Linked DNA regions of Homo sapiens: region 2 is linked to region 1. A link is a loop called in an ENCODE intact Hi-C map of the cell type or tissue named here. Cell type or tissue: ovary. All regions are shown on one strand. Each heading gives the region's core, and the rest is flanking DNA. Links, peaks and the distances in the headings are about the cores only.

What was found. Hi-C counts contacts between places; a loop is a spot of excess contacts. Peaks named below come from ENCODE experiments on the same cell type or tissue, not always from the same donor. Only the 100,000 strongest peaks of a DNase experiment are listed, where the experiment ranks them.
Region 2: a loop joins it to region 1, with 10 times the contacts of the local background. A loop is called at or near these places in 1 of 110 quality-filtered maps.

The regions. Positions count from the first base shown.
Region 1 is chr16:66,622,144-66,629,826 of GRCh38, reverse strand. It overlaps CMTM4 (CKLF like MARVEL transmembrane domain containing 4), which reads left to right. Exons shown (of 4, transcript NM_181521.3): 3 at 6,325-6,423; 4 at 7,605-7,683. Among named protein-coding and RNA genes, the nearest start is that of CMTM3, 21 kb to the right of the region's middle. In ovary, for the core only: no CTCF peak of the experiment used is centred there; no DNase peak of the experiment used is centred there.
Region 2 is chr16:67,769,246-67,776,928 of GRCh38, reverse strand. It overlaps RANBP10 (RAN binding protein 10), which reads left to right. Exons shown (of 14, transcript NM_020850.3): 3 at 4,843-4,895. Among named protein-coding and RNA genes, the nearest start is that of RANBP10, 33 kb to the left of the region's middle. In ovary, for the core only: no CTCF peak of the experiment used is centred there; DNase peaks (open chromatin) are centred at 2,837 and 3,634; H3K27ac peaks cover 1,437 bases.

The sequences.
Region 1 (7,683 bases), core at 2,042-7,041:
CAGGTATTTTTTCTGGAGATTTCACTAGGTAGGCATGACTGATTGGCCATTTGGTGATTGAACTCAATGTCCAGCTCCTCTAACTTCCCTGGAGGTCCAGGGGATGGGGCTGAAAATTCCAACTCTCTAATCACCTGGCTGGTTTTTCTGGTGACCTGCCCCTATCCTGAAACTGTCTACCACCCTCTTCCCACAAAAGTCACTTCGTTAGCATAAACTCGGGTATGATTGAAAGGGACTCATTATGAATAACAAAAGATGCTCATATCACTCAAGAGATTCAAGGATTTGATTAAATATTTTTCATTATAGCACACTCATTCTTTCTGGGACCCAGTTTCCTCATCCATGAAAGTAGAGCAAAATAACAAGTCCTGTCTTGTGGGCATTTTGGATCATAATTAGGTTAGAATTCACTGGGAGCGATATGATTGGCACAGTGACTCCATAGATGGTAGCTGCTACTGTCATCAACATTATAATTGTCCCTTTGATCCTGGGGCCATTCAAGCACAAGTGAGTGCAAAGGATGGGTCGAGTGCTTGCAAACGTTCTTGTCTCCTGGATGGATAGGACAGAGGCTAGAGCCAGCCACCTAGCACATTGGTTTGGGGGCCAACCAGGATTGCAGTGACAGCCCCCAGCTGATTCTGTGTACAAATATTTCATTTGTGATCAGTTCAGCCTTGATTTGTTTCATGGCCCAGGAACTCAAGTGCTTGATGCTGACTTAAGATTTGCAGTATTCCAGTATTAAGCCTTTCAAGTTGTGTGAGTAATAAGTGCTTATTGTAAAACAAAACAAAACAAAACAACAAAAAAACCCCAAAAACTAGAAGATAATAGATAATTTAAAAAAAATCATCTGATGACCCAAGAGAAATGAAAACTTGTTCACACAAAAGCTTGTAGGTTCATAGCTACATTATCTATAATAACCAAAAAGTAGAAATAAATGTCCATCAACTGATGAAGGATAAATAACGTGGTGTATCTATACAATGGAATATTATTCAGTAATAAAAAGGAATGAGTACTGATACATGCTACAACATGAATAAACCTTAGAACCATTATACTAAGTGGAAGATGTAGGGGAAAAAAAGAGAGATCAGACTGTTACTGTGTCTATGTAGAAAGGGAAGACATAAGAAATTCCATTTTTACCTGTACCTTGAACAATTGCTTTGCTGAGATGCTGTTAATTTGTAACTTTGCCCCAGCCACTTTGCCCCAACCTTGAGCTCACAAAAACATGTGTTGTATGGAATCAAGGTTTAAGGCATCTAGGGCTGTGCAGGACGTGCCTTGTTAACAAAATGTTTACAAGCAGTATGCTTGGTAAAAGTCATCGCCATTCTCTAGTCTCAATAAACCAGGGGCACAACGCACTGCTAAAAGCCACAGGGACCTCTGCCTTGGAAAGCCGGGTATTGTCCAAGGTTTCTCCCCGTGAGATAGTCTGAAATACAGCCTCATGGGATGAAAAAGACCTGACCGTCCCCCAGCCCGACACCCGTAAAGGGTCTGTGCTGAGGAGGATTAGTAAAAGAGGAAGGCCTCTTGCAGTTGAGATAGAGAAAGGCCACTGTCTCCTGCCTGCCCCTGGGAACGGAATGTCTCGGTATAAAACCTGATTGTACATTTGTTCAATTCTGAGATAGGAGAAAAACCGCCCTATGGCGGGAGGCGAGACATGTTGGCAGCAATGTTGCCTTGTTATTCTTTACTCCACTGAGATGTTTGGGCAGAGAGAAACATAAATCTGGCCTACGTGCACATCCAGACATAGTACCTCCCCTTGAACTTAATTATGACATAGATTCCTTTGCTCACATGTTTTTTTTGCTGACCTTCTCCCTATTATCATCCTGTTCTCCTACCGCATTCCTCTTGCTGAGATAATGAAAATAATAATCAATAAAAACAGAGAACTCAGAGACCGGTGCCGGGGCAGGTCCTTGGTATGCTGAGTGCCGGTCTCCTGGGCCCACTGTTGTTTCTCTATGCTTTGTCTCTGTGTCTTACTTCTTTTCTCAGTCTCTCGTCCCACCTGACGAGATATCCCACTGGTGTGGAGGGGCAGGCCACGCCTTCAGAAGAGGCCAGGCACAAAGCACATGTTATGTCATTCTATTTGTATGAAATGTCCAGAATATTTGTGGCAGATTTCACACACAGGAAAAAAAAAATGTCCAGAATAGGCAAATCCATAGAGACAGAAAGCAGATTGGTGGTTGCTTAGGGTTGGGGGAGGAATGAGAAATAACTGCTAATGCGTATGAGGCTTTTTTTGGAGTGCTAAAAATGTTCTAAAATTACATTGTGATTGAATTATATACTTTAATTGGGTATATGTTATGGTATGTGAATTATATCTCAATAAAGCTGTTTAAAAATACGTGATATGACCCAATGAAGGGTAACCACTTAAAATACTTGAGTATAAATCCTTCTAAACTGTTCTCTCTAGACAGTCTTTTGCGTATGCATGTGTGTTGTGATATGTGAGTGCAGAAAAATGGAACCATTAAAATCATGCTTTTTCATTTAAATTATTGTACCTTACATGTTAAATATATAACTACGTGATTATTTTTAATGACTGCATAGTGTTCCATTATGGAAATACCATTTTATTGAACAACTCCCCTATTGAGCACTTTGTTTGCTTCCTTATACTTAGACCTTTTTGCCTTATATCATTTATTTATTTATTTTTTTGAGACAGAGTCTCACGCTGTCCCCCAGGCTGCAGTGCAGAGGCGCAGTCTCCGCTCACTGCAGCCTCGACCTCCTGGGCTCAAACAATCTTCCTACCTCAGCCTTCCAAGTAGCTGGGACTACAGGAACGCACTACCATGCCTGGCTAATTTTTTTGAATTTTTTTGTAGAGACAGGGTTTTGCTGTGTTGCCCAGGCTGGTCTCGAACTCCTGAGCTCAAACAATCCACCCACCTCAGCCTCCCAAGTGTTGGGATTACAGGCAGGAGCCACCATGCCTGGCCCCCAATATGATTTTCTTTTTTTTCCTTTTTTTTCTTTTTTTTTTTCTTTGAGACGGAGTCTCATTCTGTCTCTCAGGCTGGAGTGCAGTGGCGCAATCTGGGCTCACAGCAACCTCTGCCTCCTGGATTCACGCAGTTCTTCTGCCTCAGCCTCCCGAGTAGCTGGGACTACAGGCATGTGCTACTATGCCCAGCTAACTTTGTTTTTTTTTTGAGAGGGAGTCTCACTCTGTCGCCCAGGCTGGAGTGCAGTGGCGAGATCTTGGCTCATTGCAATCTCCGCCCCCTGGCCTCTAGCGATTCTCTTGCCTCAGCCTGCCGAGTAACTGGGACTACATGGTGCATGCCACCGTGCCTGGCTAATTTTTTGTGTTTTAGTAGAGATGGGGTTTCGCCATATTGCCTAGGGGTGGTCTTGAGCTCCTGAGCTCAGGCTGTCCACTCACCTTGGCCTCCCAAAGTGCTGGGATTACAGATGTGAGCCACCACGCCTGGCCACAGCTAATTTTTTAGTAGAGACGGGGTCCAGCTAATTTTTGTATTTTTAGTAGAGACGGGGTTTCACCATATTTGCCAGGCTGGTCTCCATCTCCTGACCTCAGGTGATCCGCCCACCTCGGCCTCCCAAAGTGCTGGGATTATAGGCATGAGCTGCTGTGCCTGGCCTCCCTTTTTCTTTTTATTCTGTTGACTTGTTAGAAAAACTGGGTCATTTATCCTGTAGAGGGTCTTGCAGTTGAGTTGGCTGCATGCACCCTCATGGTAGTGTTTCATATGTCCTTCTTTCCCCATTTTCTCTGTGACCTAGTCATTGATCTCAGGGCAGTGTGGTGCTATAGCAGCTGCTCTGACAATTGAAATGTTTTCTGATCTGCTGTGCCCTTGAGGCAGCCACTTGTCACATGTGGCCACTGAGCACTCGAATTGTGGCTAGTGTGATTGAAGAGTGAAATTTTTTATCTTATATGAATTAGTTTAACTTCAGTCACATATGGCTAGTGTTTGCCCTATTGGACAGCACAGTCCTAGAAGCTCAATTATATTTAGATTCATCTTTTAAGCAAGTGCTTCAGTATTTAAATATGATTCAGTGGGATTTGAGGAGGCAGATATGTTATGCTCTTGTTAGCAGTTGCTGGCGTTTTTTTCCCCTGGTTTAATCTGGTTTCTTAGCCTCAGATCATGTTGAAAGATTATTTTTTATCTTTTTAAAATAGGCTTTTTGACATATTTTTTCCCTGTATTTGCTGTTCCCATTCATCATCTCATTCTTCACTCACTACTGTTAATGATCATTACTAAAGCAAATTTAAAACTACTGATACTCCTACAACTTTAAAATTTTTGACTGTTTTCTTTTTTCTTTTTCTTTTTTTTTTTTTTTGAGACAGAGTTTCGCTCTTGTTGCCTAGGCTGGAGTGCAGCGGCGCAGTCTTGGCTCACTGCAACCTCCGCCTCCCGGGTTCCAGCGATTCTCCTGCCTCAGCCTCCCGAGTAGCTGGGATTACAGGCATGTGCCACCACACCCGGCTAATTTTGTATTTTTAGTAGAGACGGGGTTTTTCCATGTTGGTCAGGCTGGTCTCGAACTCCCAACCTCAGGTGATCCGCCCGCCTCGGCCTCCCAAAGTGCTGGGATTACAGGCATGAGCCACCGTGCCCGGCCTGTTTGTTTTCTAGCCCTTTGCTGCATCTCTGTTTTTATGTAGTCACTGTTAATGTTGATACTGTTTTATTTGATGTTTGACCTCACAGTGTATTGTATTTTCCCCTCGTTTCTGAATAGTCTTTGCTTTGGGAAGTATATTTTATATTCTTTTTTTACCCCTACAGCATCTTACCCAGAGCTGAGTGTAACTAAACGCTTCCTGGTTTGAATTTGTGAAAAATTTGCCCTGGCTTACGCAGGTCATAGCTGAAACCCATCCTGCTGGCAGATGCGTCTGAGCAGAGCTTTCCATGAGCCAGGAGCAGGTTGGGTGTCTGCTGCAAGACTCAGCACTGTTATGATGCCAGCATTGTCTCTTTACATCTTATTTTATTATTTTATTGAGACAAGAGTCTCGCTCTGTCACCCAGGCTAGAGTGCAGTGGCACGATCTTAGCTCACTGCAACCTCTGCCTCCCGGGTTCAAGTGATTCTCGTACTTCAGCTGCCCAAGTAGCTGGGATTACAGGCATGCGCCACCATGCCCAGCTAATTTTTGTATTTTTAGTAGAGATGGGGTTTCACCATGTTGACCAGGCTGTTCTCGAACACCTGACCTCAAGTGATCCATCCGCCTCAGCCTCCCAAAGTGCTGGGATTACAGGCATGAGCCACCGCACCAGCCATCTTTACATCTTCAAAAAGAGGAAATCGACCTTGGAGCTAGGCCAGACCAGAGGATCCATCAGGTGTGGATAGTGTAATCAGCCTGGCACTCAGGCAGTTTGGGCTTTTTCCTGAATTTTTTTCCTATAGAGGTTTTAGAGGTACTCTGGTATGACCCAGGCTACTGGGTGCCTCATGCCAAAGTAGTAATAACAGAAGTGACAGTAAATATGTAGGCCACTGTAGCTGTGGGCCAGGCACCATGCTGGGCTCTTCACCTGTATGGTTCCATTTAATTCCTTCAACAACTCTGGGAGGAAGGGGGTACATTCTCACGTAAAGCACAGAAACAAAGTAGCTTGTCCAAAGTCATATGGGTGGTTTGGACCCTGGTCAAGCTGTGACCTTTCATTACCCTGCTATGTTCCCTTCTACAAATAAGACGAGCTAAATCTGTGAAACGGTGGATGCATGCTGTGCAAGAAGCTTAGGAGAAAATTCTCCAGGCTTTAGTGACATAGAGGCTTGAAAGACTGCTTGAGAAAGAGCGTGAAGTCTGGCTAAGTGTGCTCTCTGTGTGAAAGTTTGTTTTGAATGTCACATGTGAGTGCAGGGAATGCTGGAGGGATTTCACCAGTTTTAGTACATTTGGATCCTTGGGGAGCTTTGTCCATAGCAAGATGATTTGAGTGTGGTTTTTAAAAGATGGCACCAGACCTCTAAATGGTAATTAGTGTTAGCAATTTTGGTTACTATTTCTTCAGAAAGGGTAGTGGGGTTGGTGAAAATGTAGATTTTGTGGTGGTGATTTATCAAGTAGTGTCATAAACTGTTAACTTTGCCTTCTTTTGTGTGACCAGTAACCCTGTGACATTGAGACTGAAATATGGAGCCACCAGGGAGGTTGGGTATCGTGGGTCTTATTTTGAAAGTTCTCCAGTTGCTTTTAGAGCAAAGATGGAATGGTTCTTTTCACTTGGTTTATTTTGTCTCTCCCTTTAGGATTTGGTCAACACTGGACTCAGCGCTTTCCTTTTCTTTATTGCTTCAATCGTACTGGCTGCTTTAAACCATAGAGCCGGAGCAGAAATTGCTGCCGTGGTAAGCAAACTCAAATGGTTAAAGCAAGCTGATCTGGGGACCTCCTGTGACCTGCTCGCCTGTCCCTGGCATGTGTCCTGCTCCCCCTCCTGTGGCTTTTCTTTGCTAAAGATGATGTTACTGGGCCAGTGGGGGTCCCAGTCCCTTCAGTGCTGTGGTTCTCAAAGTATGGGCCCCAGAACAGCAGCCTTGGCATCTGTTAGACATCCTTAGGCTCCGCTCCAGAGCTACTGAGTCAGAAATGTATTTGAAGTAACCCTCTGGATGATACAGATGTGCTCTCAAGTTCAAGAACCCCTGCTTTGGTTCGTTTCCAACACAGTCCTTGATGTCTAAGAGCCTTATCTGCCTGGGGAAGGGAGGGTTCTTGAATGCAGTCATGACACCATTTAGCAGTCACATGACATTTCAAGGTGGAAATGCCACGGCAGGTGGGGACCAGATAATGTAGGACTTCCCCTCTCCATGCCCTGCATTTCTGTATTGTTCTCAGTTTATGAGGAACAGTTATCCTTTTTGTAATGGGGGGATTAAAAGGTTTATAAATGATTAAACGAACTGCTCTCCCAGGTGCCACTCAGGCGATTTGTAAGTCTTAATAATTAAAACTCTGTGCTTCTTACTCTGGAGCTGCTTACTTGGAGCTGCCCCATGAGAGGCAGGTGTGGGATGGGGGCTGTGATGTGGAACATTGGCCCTGTGGCTTGATTTGGGACCCACATGCGAAACCCTGATTTTCTGTCTATGTTACATTTTGTCTGCACTGTATTTTCTCATCTGGGACCAGAGGCCCTGAAGTTGCAGTAAAAGAGGTACTTTTGTGATTTATTTTTTTATACGTCCAAAATACTTCAAAAGAAACCTTAGGCTGTCTTTAGGTCAGGCAAGATTTTCTGTGTGTCACATGACTAGAGACTCAGCTGTGGTGTGACAGCCACACATCCAGCAGGGCTGGGCACAGGCTTCCCTTTGACTCTGAGCCACCCCGTCATATGTATTTGAAACAAGACTTTAGATCAAATGGGGCTGCTGAGAGGGGGAAGAGATCAAGGAATGAAGGCACAGGGTTGTAATGATCAGCTGGCAGAGCAGGAAGGGGCTGCATGTGGCTTGGGTCACCACAGAAGCCTTGAGGGGCCAGGCCACGTGCCCGAGGACTAACTGTGCTGGTGTGTTTTTAGATATTTGGCTTCTTGGCGACTGCGGCATATGCAGTGAACACATTCCTGGCAGTGCAGAAATGGAGAGTCAGCGTCCGCC
Region 2 (7,683 bases), core at 867-5,866, 1.1 Mb before region 1:
AAGTATTTTATTCTTTTGATGCTATTGGAAATGGAATTGTTTTCTCAATTTTTTTTTGATTGTTCATTATAAGTGTGTAGCAATACAACTGAAAAGTGAGAAATAGAGTAACTTATTAGTTCTTTTTTTTTTTCTTTTTCTTTTTCTTTTTTTTTTTGAGACAAAGTCTTGCTCTGTCACCCAGGCTGGAGTGCAGTGGCTCGATCTCAGCTTATTGCCACTTCTGCCCCCAGGTTCATGTGATTCTCCTGCCTTGGCCTCCCAAGTAGCTGGGATTACAGGTGCCCACCACCACGCCCGGCTAATTTTTGTATTTTTAACAGAGACAGGGTTTCACCATGTTGGCCAGGCTGATCTTGAACTCCTGACCTCAGGTGATCTGCCTGTCTTAGCTCCCAAAGTGCTGGGATTACAGGCATGAGCCACCACACCTGGCCAATTCTTTTTTTTTTTTTTTTTTTTTTTTTGAGATGGAGTCCGTGTCTGTTGTCCGGGCTGGAGTGCAGTGGCCTGATCTCAGCTCAAAGCAACCTCTGTCTCCCAGGTTTAAGCGATTCTCCTGCCTCACCCTCCCAAGTAGCTGGGTTTACAGCCATGTTCCACCACACCCGGCTAATTTTTTTGTATTTTATTAGAGATTGGTTTTTACCATGTTGGTCAGGCTGGTCTTGAACCTCCTGACCTCAGGTGATCCGCCGACCTCAGCCTCCCAAAGTGCTGGGATTACAGGTGTGAGCTACCACACCCAGCCCTGCATCTGGCCAATTCTAATTTTTTTTTTTTTGAGATGGAGTCTTGCTCTGTCTCTCAGGCTGGAGTGCAGTGGTGTGATCTCGGCTCACTGCAAGCTCCGCCTCCCAGGTTCATGCCATTCTCCTGCCTCAGCCTCCTGAGTAGCTGGGACTACAGGCACCCACCACCATGCCTGGCTAATTTTTTGTATTTTTAGTAGAGACGGGGTTTCACCGTGTTGGCCAGGATGGTCTTGATCTCCTGACCTTGTGATCCGCTCGCCTGGGCCTCCCAAAGAGCTGGGATTACAGGTGTGAGCCACCGCGCCCGGCAAGTTTTTTGTTTTGTGCAATCTTTAGAGTTTCCCTTTCTTTTCTTTCCAGTTTTTTTTTTTTTTTTTTTTTTTAGACGGAGTCTCACTCTGTCACCCAGTGGCACAATCTTGCTTACTGCAGTCTTGATCTCCTGGGCTCAGGTGATCTTCCCACCTCAGTCTTCTAAGCAGCTGGAATTACAGGTGCACTTCACCATGCCCACCTAATTTTTTGTAGAGACAGGATATTGCCGTGTTGCCTAGGCTGGTCTCGAACTCTTGGGCTCAAGCGATCTTCCTGCTTCAGCCTCCCAAAGTTCTGGGATTACAGGCATGAGCCACCACACCTGGCAAGGTTTTCTACGTATGGGAACATGTCATCTGTGAACAGAGATAGTTTTCCTTTCCAATTTGGATGCCTTTCATTCCTTTTTCTTGTCTGATTGCATCATCTAGAACTCCCAATACTGTCTTGAATAGAAGTGGTGAAAGCAGGCATCTTAGATGAAAGGCTTTCAGTCTTCCACCATTGAGTATGATGTTAGCTGTGGGGTTTTTTTAAATTTATTTTTCGAAGCGGAGTCTCTCTTTGTCACCCAGACTGGAATGCAGTGGCCTGATCTTGGCTCACTGCAACCTCGGCCTCTAGGGTTCAAGCGATTCTCCTGCTTCAGCTCCCTGGTAGCTGGGATTACAGGCGTGTGCCACCACACCCTGCTAATTTTTGTATTTTTAGTAGAGACGGTGTTTCACCATGTTGGCCAGGCTGGTCTCGAACTCCTGACCTCAAGTGATCCACCCGCCTCAGCCTCCCAAGATGCTGGGATTACAGGTGTGAGCCACTGTGCCCAGCCAGGTTTTTCATATATGACCTTTGTTGTGTTAAGGTAGTTTCCTTTTATTCCTACTTTCTTGAGTGTTATTGACATGTAATTTAACATGCTATACAAGTCACCATTTAAAGTGTACAATTCGTGTTTTTTAGTGTATTCACAGGGTCTGCTTTGTTTCTCTCAGATTGGTTGGATGATAGTCTTTAAGTTTATGAAGAGTTTCTGGAAGATAGAAGAGTGCATCTTTTGGTAGCTTTAAAACACCATGCTTTTGGAAAAGACTTAATGTCACCCAGTATTTGAAGAGTGGGGGCTTATTCGCCTTGAACCCTGACTCAGCTGTGACCTCATTGGAATATGCAACCTGGGCTCCTGTGGGGCTGCTCCCTGTGTCATTGACACCTAGAGGTGGAATGGTGCCCAAATGTGGGTGTCAGCTTCCTCTGGCTGCTCTCCCCTTAGACAGTCCACTCAGATTCTCAAGTCGAGGCAGGGGTTTGTACAGAGGCTCCCGAGCCATCCACTAATAAACACCATCTTACCTGTGGAGCAGAGTCTGTAGGAAGGTGTTGAGGGCTAGCTGCTGGAGAAGGGAGAGGCGTCTCCTGTGGGGAGGCCTAAGCAAGTTGTGTTTTGAGCACAGGTGCTTTAGTGATTCCCCATTCCCATAGAATGTTGTGGAACCAGAGCCCTGTTGCAGCGACCAAGCATAACTCTTCTTGAGTGACCTTTGACCTCCCCGTTTGCACATGTGCTCCAAACATAAACCCTTACCTAGTGTCAGGAAGCCTATGTGCTGGGGATGGGATGACATGTGGTGTTGGGCATAGCCCCAGGCCCCTCTGAACAGGGCATGGTGAGTGGCTGTTGTCTAAATCAGGGAAAGCCCTGACTGTTGCACTTGTGCCTGTTGGACTGCTGACTGCAGGGCAGCTGGGGTCGTTTGCTGCTTGGTCAGCTGAGGTACTGAAGGAATGGAGACTGACTTTTGGCAGCCTCTGCCATGTAAAGTCAGGAAGCTGATTATTTGGGCTGCAGTTTTTCTGGAAAAATGTGCAAGTTTTAATCTAATGGGAATTCTGCCAGCAGGCTAAGACAGCTTCTGCTCCTGATGGTCCTTGAAGCTAGCCCCTCTGGCAGGAGGAGGCAGGCAGTTTGTGTGTTTCTGGGAATGACTGAGCAGTCCTGTCCAGCTACAGGCTATATTGGTTCATGTCTTTGACCTTTAAGGATCCAACTCTGTCTCAAATGCTGCTTAAAACAAAGCAGAAGACAAGTTCCCTTCGAACTATGAAACTCCCTCTTTGAAGTGCTGTTCCTTTTGCTTTGCTCCTTTCCCTTCTCTACCTTTTTCCCTAAGCCATGTGGGCCACGTTATCAGGGCCATATGCTGGGTTGTTTCCTTTCCTTGTTCCTGCCCAGCATGATTGGGATAGCTGATTTCAGAGGCAGGTGAGTAGGTCAGAGCCTTCCCTCCCTGCCTGACCCTTTATTTTGGTAGTAGAGGCTGCTCCCCCAAATATAGTGGTGCAGCAACCCAGAGAAAGGCAAAAGGGCATTTACTGCCAATAAAGGACTGGCAGGGGCAGTGTATTAGCCTTTTTTATATTACTATAAAGAAATACCTGAGACAGGGTAAAGAAAAGAAGGTTTATAAAGAAAAGAGGTTTAATTGGCTCACAATTCTACAGGCTTTACAGGAAGCATGGTGCCGGCAAAGGCCTGGAGAAGCTTACAGTCATAGTGGATGTTGACTAGGAGCCAGCATGTCACATGGCAACAACGGGAACAAGTTGGGGGGAGGTGCTATACTCTTTTAAACAACCAGATCTCGCAGGAACATAGAGCAAGAACTCGTTCATTACTGTGAGGACTGCCCCAAGACATTCATGAAGGATCTATCCCCATGATCTTAACACCTGCCACCAGGCCCCACCTCCAGCATTGGGTATTACATGTCTACATGAGATTTGGAGAGGACAAACATCGAAACCATATCATTCTACCCTGGCCCCCCAAATTTCATGTCTTTCTCACATTGCAGAATACAATCATCCCTTCCCACTAGTCCCCCAGAGTCTTAACTCATTCCAGCATTAACTTAAAAAGTCCCAAGTGCAAAGGTAAGATGGTATTTATTAGTAGATGGCCTGGGAGCCTCTGCCTCAACTTGAGAATCTGAGTGGATTGTCTAAGGGGAGAGCAGCCAGAGGAAGCTGACACCCACATTTGGGTGCCATTCTACCTCCAGGTGTCAATGACACAGGGAGCAGCCCCACAGGAGCCCAGGTTGCATACTCCAATGAGATCACAACTAAGTCAGGGTTCAAAGAGAATAAGCCCCACTCTTCAAAGAGTGGGAGGAGTGAGGGGGTCTCTGGGGGCCTCACACATCATTACTCCCAGCTTTGTGTGGTTTGGGAGGCCAATGTGAATGTATGCGGGGAAGGTAATGAATTTTGAGACCCAGAGAACAAGCTCGTTTGAGCAGTCTTGATTGATGATCCTATGTAGATCCAACTTGGCTTTACCATGTCCTGGTCTTTGGTGCAGACTGGGTTCTCCCTGTGGAACAATCGTGCATTGCTCTGTAAAGCACTACCTAGGATTGAGATGCTTTAGGCACATCTTAGGAATAGATTCTGTGCCTTAGCTACAGCCAGAATGCCAAAGGACTGGAAGCCATGAATTCATGACACTTTCCTCTGAAATTGAAGCCGGTGGTTCATAGTGACACAACACACGCAACTTTCTGTTTTCTCTAGCTGGGTGAGGCACTAAGATGCTTTCCATTAGCAAATCAAAATGTCAGGTTTCTCCAAGAACCATTAGTATGTTATAAGAGCCTCTACATTCATTGCTTTTCTCATTTTTCTGTCTTTTACCAATAAATGTTTGAGAAGGGAGACGCATGAGCATTTGCTAACCAAAAATTTTGTGTTTTTTTTTTTTTTTTTTTTGAAGTTACATGGGAATAGGACTCTCGGCTCAAGGCGTCAACATGAACAGACTTCCTGGTGAGTCACTGTTTAAGAGAACATTTGTTCTGCTCTCCTGATCCAATTGGGGTTGAGAGTCATGGTGGTAGCAGAGAGGCTGGGGAGGACTTTGTTTGCTAGCTGCCTACCTCAAGCCATGCTACTGGTTGGAGGATCCTGAAAGGTAGCCCTTGGGCCAGGATGGTGTGCATTTCCATTCCAAAAATTAATTGACAAGTGATTGTCATTAATGGAATTTGAACTGTTTGCCATCAAAGTCAACTGACCTGAGTTTGCTCCAGGTAGGGATACGCGTCAGTAGCCCTTGCTCCCATTGGCCTTGCTGAGCAGACTCAGGCATGTACTGGGAGGAAGACTGCTGCCAACCTTGGCTCCTTTGTTACTTCATCGTGTTAAAGATCAAAGTTTTTGGCCGGGCACAGCGGCTCACGCCTGTAATCCCACTTTGGGAGGCCGAGGTGGATGGATCACCTGAGGTCAGGAGTTCGAGACCAGCCTGGCCAACATGGTGAAACCCTGTCTCTACTAAAAATAAAAAATTAGTCGGGTGTGGTGGCACACACCTGTAGTCTCAGCTACTTGGGAGGCAGAGGCAGGAGAATCGCTTGAACCCGGGAGGTGGAGGTTGCAGTGAGCTGAGATTGCGCCACTGCACTCCAGCCTGAGCAACAGGGTGAGATTCCGTCTCAAAAAAAAAAATAAAATAAATAAAAAAGATCAAAGTTTTTAAGTGACCTCCCACGTGGAATGTGATTGAAGCAATTTCTTTTCTTTATTTTTTATTTATATATATATTTGAGACAGGGTCTCACTCTGTAACCCAGGCTGGAGTGCAGTGGCTCAGTCACAGTTTACTGCAGCCTCGACCTCCCAGACTCAGGTGATCCTCAGCCTTCCTAGTAGCTGGGACCACAGGAGCTCATCACCATGTCCAGCTAATTTTTTGTAATTTCTGTAGAGACAGAGTTCTGCCATTGCCCAGGCTGGTCTTGAACTCCTGGGCTCAAGCCATCAGCCTGCCTTGGCCTCCCTAAGTGTTGGGATAACAGGCGTGAGCCACTGCACCCAGCCTTATTTTTATCATCTATTATTTTTCTTTTGAGACAGGGTCTCGCTTTTCACCCAGGCTGGAGTGTAGTGGCGCGATCTTGGCACCACCTTCTCAACCTTCTGGTTGGCTCAACCTTCTGGGCTCAAGTTCTCCTCCCACCTCAGCCCCTCAAGTGGCTGGGATTATAGGCATGTGCTACCACACCTGGCTAATTTATAGGCATGTGCTACCACACCTGGCTAATTTCAGCTATTTTCTGCCCAGCAGCTCATACCTAGACCTGGACTGGCTGCAACTGGGGAGACAGAGCTTCTGCCGTGAACTGATGGGTTCCAGAAAATGGTCTTAAGTCCATTGGTCCCTTGAATCAGCAGAAGTGACATGATCCAGGCTTCCCTGACACGTCATGGGGTCAGGAAAAGTCCTTGTGTTTTTTTCTTGGCCTCCTGCTCTTTGTGCCTATGACACAGAGAAGGCAGCTGGCTTTCCCCAAACAGGGAGTTACACTCAGACCTTACGTCTTTTCTAATCAATGTTTAATGTGAATCACTGATTTTTTTCTAGTAGACTGATTTCTAATACTTTCAATCTAGGATGCTTAGGATTCAACTAATTGTCAGGAATCTTACTTTTTTCCCCCTTTGATTGATCTGAGTGAAAACTGGTTTTTCATTGTTAATCAGAACGTGTGTGGCAGTTTTCTTTGCATACTGTGTGGCTGTGTTCTTTGTTATATGAGCATCTGGCCTTGGCTAAGTAGTTGTAGCTGTAGTATCTGTAGCTCTACCTCTTAATGTACAGGAAAAATAATTTCCTGTCAAGTGCAAACTGATTCTTAATTTTGTTTGTTTGTTCTAGGTGTGCTCTTTCAACTTTTGCACTGAGTTGGTAGTGGAGAAAAGAGACTTTTATGAGCTTTTTTTTGTTTTGTTTTTGGAGACAAGGTCTCATTCTGCTGCCCAGGCTGGAGTGCAGTGGCATGATCATGGCTCACTGCAGTCTTGACCTTCCATGCTCAAGTGATTCTCCCACCTCATTCTCCCCTTTAGCTGGCACTACAGATACAAGCTACCATACCCAGCTAATTTTTCATTTTTTGTAGAGGCGGGGTCTCACCGCATTGCCCCAGCTGGTCTCAAGCTGCTGCGTTCAAGCAGTCCTTCTGCCTCAGTCTCCCAAAGTATTAGGATTACTGGCATGAGCCAGCCTGCCTGGTAAGGACTCTTTTTTTTTTTTTTTTTTTTTTTTTTTTTTTGAGACGGAGTCTTGCTCTTTCGCCCAGGCTGGAGTGCAGTGGCGAGATCTCGGCTCACTGCAAGCTCTGCCTCCTGGGTTGGTGCCGTTCTCCTGCCTCAGCCTCCGGAGTAGCTGGGATTACAGGTGCCTGCCACCACGCCCGGCTCATTTTTTTGTATTTTTAATAGAAACGGGGTTTCACCATGTTAGCCAGGCTGGTTTCGATCTCTTAACCTCGTGGTCCGCCTGACTTGGCCTCCCAAAGTGCTGGGATTACAGGCGTGAGCCACTGCGCCCAGCACTTTTTTTTTTTTTTTTTTTGAGACAGGGTCTTGCTTCGTTTCCCAGGGTGGAGTGCAGTGGCACAAACACTGCTCACTGCAGTCTTAACCTGCTGGGCTCAAGCGATCCTCCCATCTCAGCCTCCTAAGTAGCTGGGACTATAAGTACATGCCACCACGCCCAGCTAGTTTTTTTGTATTTTTAATAAAGACAGGGTTTCACCAGGTTGCCCAGACT